Linked DNA regions of Mus musculus: region 2 is linked to region 1. Evidence: chromatin loops called from intact Hi-C (ENCODE). Cell type or tissue: heart. All regions are shown on one strand.

Region 1 (4,000 bases):
TAGAGATCATCTTATTAAGGGAAATAAGCCAGGTTGGAGAGATGGCTCAGCACTTAAGAGCACTGACTGCTCTTCCAAAGGTCTTGAGTTCAAATCCCAGTAACCACGTGGTGGCTCACAACCATCTGTAATGGTACATAAAATAAATAAATAAATCTTTGGGCCAGAGTGAGCTGGTCTGGAGAGGACAACCATCCATAATGAGATATGACACCCTCTTCTGGAGCGTCTGAAGACAGACAGCTACAGTGTACTCGCATATAATAAGTAAATAAATCTTTAAAAAAATGGGGGGAGGGAATAAGCCACACTCAGGAAAACAAATCCCTCATATGCACAACCAAGACCTAAAAACAAAGAGGAACTGAAGACAGAAACAGAAGAGGAGGAAGATGACAGGACAAGGGAGGGAGGGAGAGCAGCGGAGAGGGCAACAGGGTGTGAATACAATCAAATACATAATAGGAATTATGCAAATGTCACAATTGGGGCTAGGGAGGTGGCTCGATGGGAAGAACAAGAGCTTGAGTCTGCAGCAGGTTCTGAGTTCAAATCCCAGCAACCACATGGTGGCTCACAACCATACATAATGAGATCTGACTCGCTCTTCTGGTGCGTCTGAAGACAGTTACAGTGTACTTAGATAATAAATAAATCTTTAGGCTGGAGCGATCAACCTTCATTCCCAGCAACAACATGATGGTTCATAACCATCAGTACAGCTACAGTGCACTCATATACTTAAACTAAATAAATAAATCTTTAAAAAAAAAAAAAAAGAAAAAGAGTTTGAGTCTGCATTGTCAGCATCCATGTCAGCCAGGCATGGAAGCATGCACTCCCCAGCATTTGGGGAGGCAGAGACAAGGGGTGTGTAGGCCCATCAGTGTAGCTGAAATCACACACACACACACACACACACACACACACACACACACACACAGGACAGAGAGACAGGGAGAATGTCATGGACCAGAGAATGTCCTGGGATGCACAAGGCTGATACCATACTCCAACAATAAGGAATTATCTAGTCCAGACTACCTCAGAACAAGTCTAAACAAGCCCTACACCTTGGAGCTTGTTCACGAGCCCAGGAGGGCTGGCGTGCCTGACATGCCCTGACCTGATCCAGCCTGCTTGCAGTGACGGGACTTTCCAGCTCTCGCTCCTGACCTGAAAGCCATGCTGCCCACCCTTCCTGCCCAGGAACTTTCTCTTCTGAGCTGCCACACTGCTGTTGGCTCTTCCCTTCCTTGGCAACTCCGTGCTTGACATAGCACAGGCAGGCAGCCTCGAAGTCCTGGGAAAATTCCTAACCTTTGCTTTGGTTTCCTCCAGCTCTTGGCAGCTCCTGGTGGGCCCTCGGCATGTGCCTCGGGCTAGACATGCTCAAGTGCCCCATTGTTCTCACTGCCCTGCCTCAGGCCTGCTCCTTCTTCTGCACCTCCCATGAGGAGACCTGCAAGCTGTGCAGAGGATAAGGTGCCAGTCAAAAGTGAGGTAGGGTCTGTCCCCAACCCTGTGTGGCACACACAGGAGGGGATGCTGAGCCTGAGCCGGAGCTGGGAAACCTGAAACTCTCCTCCCCTTTCCTTCCTGGACTCTGGTGACCTTGAGTCAGGCCCTCCTCCCACTCCTGGAAATGTGCAGAGGCCGAATCCCTGGAGACACAGAAGGGGGTTGTGGGGAGGCTGACAGGGCCTGTTGCAGGGAGGGGCTGGTGCTTTCTACATAATGGATGTGCTTGGGCTGTGAAGCTGCCTTTGTAAGAGCGTCTTTGCTGGCCAAAGAGCCCATCTCTTCAGGTTCCTTTCAGCTGGAGGCTGCCCCGTCTGGCAGCCATGTTTTCTGAGGCCTGCATCTAGCTGTTAATGTGACAGCCCAAGGAAGTACTCCTCCTTGAACCAGGAGTAGTGGAGTGGTGTTGTGTCTCCGCAGGAAGCCCAAAGCCCATCTAACAGGCAGCTTGGGTTTGGGACTCCCTGACCGTGAGCCTAGAGGGCTCAGCACTGGTCTGTGGGGTTCTGCCTATACCCAGAACCCTGTGCTCAAGAGCGAGAACAGGCACAAGAGTATATGTGTTGGCTCCACTCTGCTGCTGTGTGTCCTCTAGCTATGTGCTGAACAGCTCTGGGCCTTGAGCTAGCAGCTACGATAGTCCCTAGTGTTCCTTCCATTAGGTGGAGCCTGCTACTGGGAGTAACGTTATAAAATCACACTCTACATGGGGGTGGGTCAGGACAGAGAACACCAGGCTCCAACTATGAGATCTGAGGCTCTGAATGGAATCAAAGTAGAAGACAGCCCATCTCTTCAGGTTCAGCATGGCCTCTACCACAGACCCAGCCTCTCTGGAGCAGCTGACTTGGGTCTGGAGAGTCCATATTCTCTATACACAACCCCACCAAGGAGCTGGGAAGAGCCGGGTGGTGGTGGCGCATGCCTTTAATCCCAGCACTCGGGAGGCAGAAGCAGGTGGATTTCTGAGTTCGAGGCCAGCCTGGTCTACAGAGTGAGTTCCAGGACAGCCAGGGCTACACAGAGAAACCCTGTCTTGAAAAACAAAAAGGAGCTGGGAAGAACCAAGGTACTCCTTGCTAGTTTGCTGGCCCTGCCTCTGCAGGATCTCCAGGGGCTTGGGAAACAGCTAACCAGGTCCCTCTTCTGCCCTGGGACCTGGCAGCCTGGGCACGCAGGGTGTGGAGGCACCAAGTTGTTTTGTTTTACCGTTCTTCCAAAAGCTCTTATCCCTGTGAGTCCAGAGCCTGCCTGGCCCCTGACCTATGGAATTGGGGGGCCCAAATAGAAAGCAGGAGGCCTGGCTCTAACAGCAGAGACTTTAATGATTGATGCCGATGCTGCATTCCCCCAACCCTGCCCCCCACTCTGTTGATGGAGTAGTGGAACACAGCGCCTGGATCCCCCCACAACCCCCTTCCCCTTCTGCCCAAGGACCTGAGCAGCACTTCCGCCTCCTGTCACAGGAACTTGGGAAGCAGTCAGCCCAGGAAGCTGCTGTGTTTCCTTCCTTTCCCACCAGGCTCTCTAGATACTTCAATAACTTGGATGGTGGGGTCCAAGCTTCTTGGGATATGAAAAGGAAACCCCGGAAGGCAGGAGCCCTAGCTTGGGTGACCTGGGTATTCCTGAGCCCAGCTCACTATGCACAAACCCCTCTAGTCCCTAGAGTCTGGCACAACTCCACCTAGGGAAAGATGGAGGGTCCTCTAATCCCAGGGGCTAAGGGAACAAACAGACCTTCTCCACACCCAGGGGGAATGAAGAACAAGGACCAGGACTCCTCCCTTCTGGCCCCTCAAGCTCCTCCATCTTTCCTTTGGAGACTGGGACCTGCTCCTGGTGGCTCTAGGGAAGAGAGAGGGTTGGTCCCTGGTCCTGAAGTCAGAGGTAGATGGTAGGACTGACTGCCTCCGTGAACAGTCGCCTTGTGTTTGTGAGCCTGTGGTAAAACTAGGGATGAACAGGACACCCCTTTCTCCCTACACCACCAGACCCACCCCTTCTTCACGAAACAGCACATATGTCCTCTCACGAGGCAGCCTCTCCATGGCCAGGCCTGCTTTCCAGAAAGCTCCCAACAGCTATTCCCCTAAAAGAGTCAGAAGCAGACAGAAACCTGGTCCAGGGGATTTGTCTGGGAATTCTGTTACAGTCCCTTTTCTATGTAGTGGGGAGGCTGGGGCGGGGGGGTGGTAGGGGTAGGAGGGGGATGTTGGCCGTTTACCCTACAGATCCGACAGTTTCCACTCTGAGAGTTAGGTATGAAAGCAAGGGTCCAGCTCTCTGTGCCTGTGACCCAGGGTAGATGACTCAAGCACTGTGAGCCTCAGGCCCCGCCACTGTGAATCAGGCTGCTAGGGGAGAGGAATGGGGAGAATACCTGAAAAGTGGAGCCCCAGAGGCTATCCCAGGAAGTGGCATCTGCGTGCCACCTTGAACATGTCGAGACATGAGACTCCAAACCCTGAGGGACAGA
Region 2 (4,000 bases), 120 kb before region 1:
TTGGACCTTGAAGTGTTGCCTTTGACTTTGGGGGCCAGACCATACGTGTCCAGATGTCTCCTTGGGCTTCTGGCTCTGTTCATTTAGTGGGCAGGCAAACCGGAGAAACAGGCTGGCATGCTGATACATGCCAGGAACCCAAAAGCAAACCATGTCCTGGCCCAGTTCACTTGGCTGTGGACTGTGATGTGCTAAGGAGTTAAGTCTGGGTACTAGGTGAGTTGATTTAAGGAGAACGTGAGAAAGCCAAGCTACAGTCCCAAACACTTGAAAAGGATCTTTTTTTTGTGGAGAAGAAAGCTATGACTTAATAAAGCTCCGTGCCCACTTTGCTCTTATTTCAGTAGCATGTAACTCAAATCAGGCAACACCAGTGTGTGTATTCCAGTCTTGGTACACTAAAGCTCCAACCTGAGATTCTTGTCTATTTCACAGACTGATTCTAGCCCGCAAATCAAATTAGGATGCAGAAGTCACACCATTTGGTTCACTTGCCATGGTCTTCTCTGTCATAACACATGGATAGGCATAAGGCCTTTGGCCAACGAGTTCAAATCTCTTAGAACAAAAGGTCTGCTCTTTCTTTTCAAATTCAAGAGGGGTGGTATATAGAAATATCCGGAAAGAAAAGTCACCATTTTTAGTGGATGCAAGAAACCTCTCTGATATCACACTATTCCTTCAGTGCAGTGAGAATATTGCAATGACTCAAGACCCAGACAGCTCAGAAAAAAGACGAGAGAATGTGACTCAAATGTAACAAAAGACAATGGAGGCACTGATGGCCCTAAAGGCAAAAGCTGACGGAGGAGAAAGGGGGCACGAAGGACAGTTAGTTAAAACTAGAATATAAGGGACTGTACATATTTTCAGCTGAATATGAGGGAATACCGTGGGATCTAAGTTTTGTTTTGCTTTTTCCCTCCAGGCCAGAATGTGTGTAAATACACAAGTATGAAGTGCCTGGCACAGTTTCTTCCTTCACTCTTTCTTCTGTCTATTTTAAACAATTTCCCAAGAGATTTATAGTTTTCTCAGAAAAGTGAATTAACAGAACGAATACGAAATATTTGTTGAAATACTTAAACGGAAGAGGTTATATATTTAACGACTGGTTTAAAAAGGGATTATCTTTTCCTTCTTCATCCACAGGCCACTGAATACTTTTAAGGGCATTTTGCATGGCGAATGAGAGGGGAAAGGGAGAAAAGAGGTAGTGACAGTTCTTTGCATTTTTCTAAAAGGATGGAAAGAGCCTCGGGAGGGTATCCGAGGTCACTCGGCTGAGCCAAAGGTGGATTGAGAGTCGTATTTATAGTCCGCTGACTTCAGTTCAGCCGGCTCTCGCCGCTCCTTATCTTACGCCCGAGGAATTCGCAGGCCCGCGGATCACAAGCCACCCCAGCGGCGGGGCCCCCGGGCCGAAACCAGGCTTTCGCTACGTGATCCGGAGAACGCGTGCACCTCCACGTTCCTCCCGGCGGGCCAGAACCAGAGAGCACCGGGGGACGGGGAAGGGAGGGGGTGAGTAATGAATGCAGTGTGCCTTACATCTTTCTTTGCAACCACAACTACGAGACGGGCAACCGATCCCGCACCGGGAGCCTCGGTGCCCTCGGAGCCACCGGGCCGCTTCTCCCGTGGAGCCCGAGCTCCGGCTCTAGAAGGAGTGTGCCCGCATCGTCCACTTCACGCAGCTTTGCCCCAGTGGGCCCCTCCGTCACGCGTGCGGTGGCGGCGGCGGCGTGCGCTGAGGGGCGACCCCCTCCCCTCGGCAAACCTGGCGCCCCCGTGCCGGCGGCCGGGCCTCCTTCCCGGCAGAGGGGCGCCGAACTCCACGGGCCCTTCGGGCGCTTCCGCCGAGCTCTCGGCTCGGTTCGTGTCCGGGGCGGGGCCGGCGCCCCGGCGCGGGTGCGCGCAGAGCTGGCGGGCCCTTCCCAGTGCGCGCGCGCCGGCGCCTCTTGCTCGCCCGAGCCGCCCCTCCCCCCTCCCCCGCTGCCCCTCCCCCGCCCCGCGAACGAGCGAGCGTCCTCCGCGGCTGAGGCGGCAGAGATTGGAATCTGCTTGCCCGCCGCGCGGAGGAGGAGGAGGAGGAGGGCGGAGGGAGGAGGGAAGGGCGGGGAGGGAGGCTCGAGCTCCCGCGCGTCGGCCCCGCGCGAGACGACGACTGTACGGCCGCGCGAGGGGCGACCGGGCCCGGGCCGCTGCACGCCGAGGGCGGAGGCCGAGCCGGGCCCCGCCGCCCCGCGGCTGTCCGTGCCCGCCCGCGCCGAGCGCCGGAGGATGAGTTTCTCGGGATCCCGGTGAGTTGGCGGGTGGCGACGGAGTGCGGGTGCGCCGCGGGAGGCCGGCGAAGTTTGGGGGCGACGGTGGCGGCGCAGGGGAGGCCGCGACGCGCCTCCGCGGGGCCTGCGGGAGAGACCCCCCGGCCCCGCGGCCCGGCCCGCCCGCGCTTGCCCTTTTGTTCGCCTTCGCACCACTCCGGGGACGCTTCTGGAAGCCTTAAATGGGAACGGTGCTCTGCTCCCGCTCCGGAGCTGCGCGGCGGCTGCTGCGGGGACTGGGTCTCGGGACCCTGCTAGAGAACGAGAACGAAGCGTGTTCAGTGCGGGGACGGAGGCCGGGCGAAGTGCTCGGCCCGCCCGCCAACTTGGCTGCGGGAAGGCGCCGGGTTTCCCCCTCCGTCCCTGCGAGTTGGTTCACCTGTTGTTCTGCGCGGCCTCCGCTGCCATGTCTGTTGTGATTCTGCACTTCGATTTCGTAAAACTTTGTGCTGGGTTGCGTTACATCCCCCCAACCCCCGTTTCAGACTCCTAGCGGAAAGATCTGGCAAAGAAAAGGAAAATTAAAAATTAAAAAAAAAAAACCAAAACCAAAAATCCCAAACCTCCAACGCGGCAGGGAAGAAAAATAATAACGCCGTGTGTTAGTCGTGCCTGGCGTTTTTGTGACTTGTAAGTCGTGGTGTGGATCTTTTTCATTTGGTTAAAGAGCTGCAGGCTTTCTCTTTTAAACAGCTTACAAACCGTTCTGACTACATGATACGAACTTAGCACCGGTGTCACGCCATTTACTTCTTAAGATAACCCTGGTTATTGTATTCTTTGTTGCTTTAGAAGAGGAAACCGAGACGCAGAGGTTTAAATAACTTAGATAAGTGAGCCGGGATTGAACCCAGGGACGTCGTATTCAAGAGTATGGCCTTCTTACTAAAGCAAAATTGTGCAAAGACCTAGGAGCGTTGTCTAGTTATTCACGAACTCCTGTGTTGCTTCAGTTGTAAACCGACTTGTGTTTGCTCGTGAGGGGAAATTAAACTTCGAGATAAAATAAAAGGTAATTTAATGCTTATCATTGTTCTCGAACTAAAAGATGTTGAACAAAACTATCTTAGTTTTTGTTTTTTTGTTTTTTTTTTAGTGTCAGAACTAAACTATGAACACTTCTTGGGAACCCAGAGTTTATGGAAAACAGATTTAAAATTGGAATGGGTTTTTAATTAAACCTGTACTCTGTTTTATATCCTCGCCGCCGCCCCCCCCCCCCCAAATCTAGGGGGAGACCTTTTTAACTTTCTTTCCTTCTCCCTACCCTTTTAAGAGTGAAGAGTTCACTGGTTGATCTTTGGTTTGGATTTCTTCTCCATTCTATTTTCCTTCTAGAGGACCTCCTCCCACTTACTAGTTAACATTTTGATTCATTTCCTTTTCTTACCGATTGGGGCATGAATTATCCTCTCTGTTGTCTTGTTGTTTTTGTTGTTGTTGTTCCTGTTGTGTTGATACAGAGTTTCAATACATAGCTCAGGCTGGCCTTCAAGTGGCTGTAGACCAGGCTGGTATTGGATTTTTAAAAGTACACATGTACTTAGGATCTTATAGTTTACAAAAACTTTTCTATAATTTTGCTCTTCTCTCAGGCTGTTATATTTTCTTTTCAAATCATATTAACATTTTGAAGTTTTTTCTTACAAAAGTAATAAATAGTCACTAAAGAGAAA

Evidence for each region. Peaks named below come from ENCODE experiments on the same cell type or tissue, not always from the same donor. Only the 100,000 strongest peaks of a DNase experiment are listed, where the experiment ranks them.
Region 2: it touches region 1 in a loop (2.0-fold over the local background); 1 of 42 quality-filtered maps calls a loop at or near these places.

Annotation. Positions count from the first base shown.
Region 1 is chr14:34,376,344-34,380,343 of GRCm38, reverse strand. All of the region lies in intron 1 of Mmrn2 (multimerin 2), which reads right to left. Among named protein-coding and RNA genes, the nearest start is that of Mmrn2, 2.8 kb to the right of the region's middle. In heart, no CTCF peak of the experiment used is centred here; DNase peaks (open chromatin) are centred at 1,283, 1,643 and 3,023; H3K4me3 peaks cover 2,477 bases; H3K27ac peaks cover 2,937 bases.
Region 2 is chr14:34,500,698-34,504,697 of GRCm38, reverse strand. Bmpr1a (bone morphogenetic protein receptor, type 1A) reads left to right here and starts at 2,152. Exons shown (of 13, transcript NM_009758.4): 1 at 2,152-2,303. In heart, no CTCF peak of the experiment used is centred here; DNase peaks (open chromatin) are centred at 1,497 and 1,877; H3K4me3 peaks cover 3,205 bases; H3K27ac peaks cover 3,837 bases.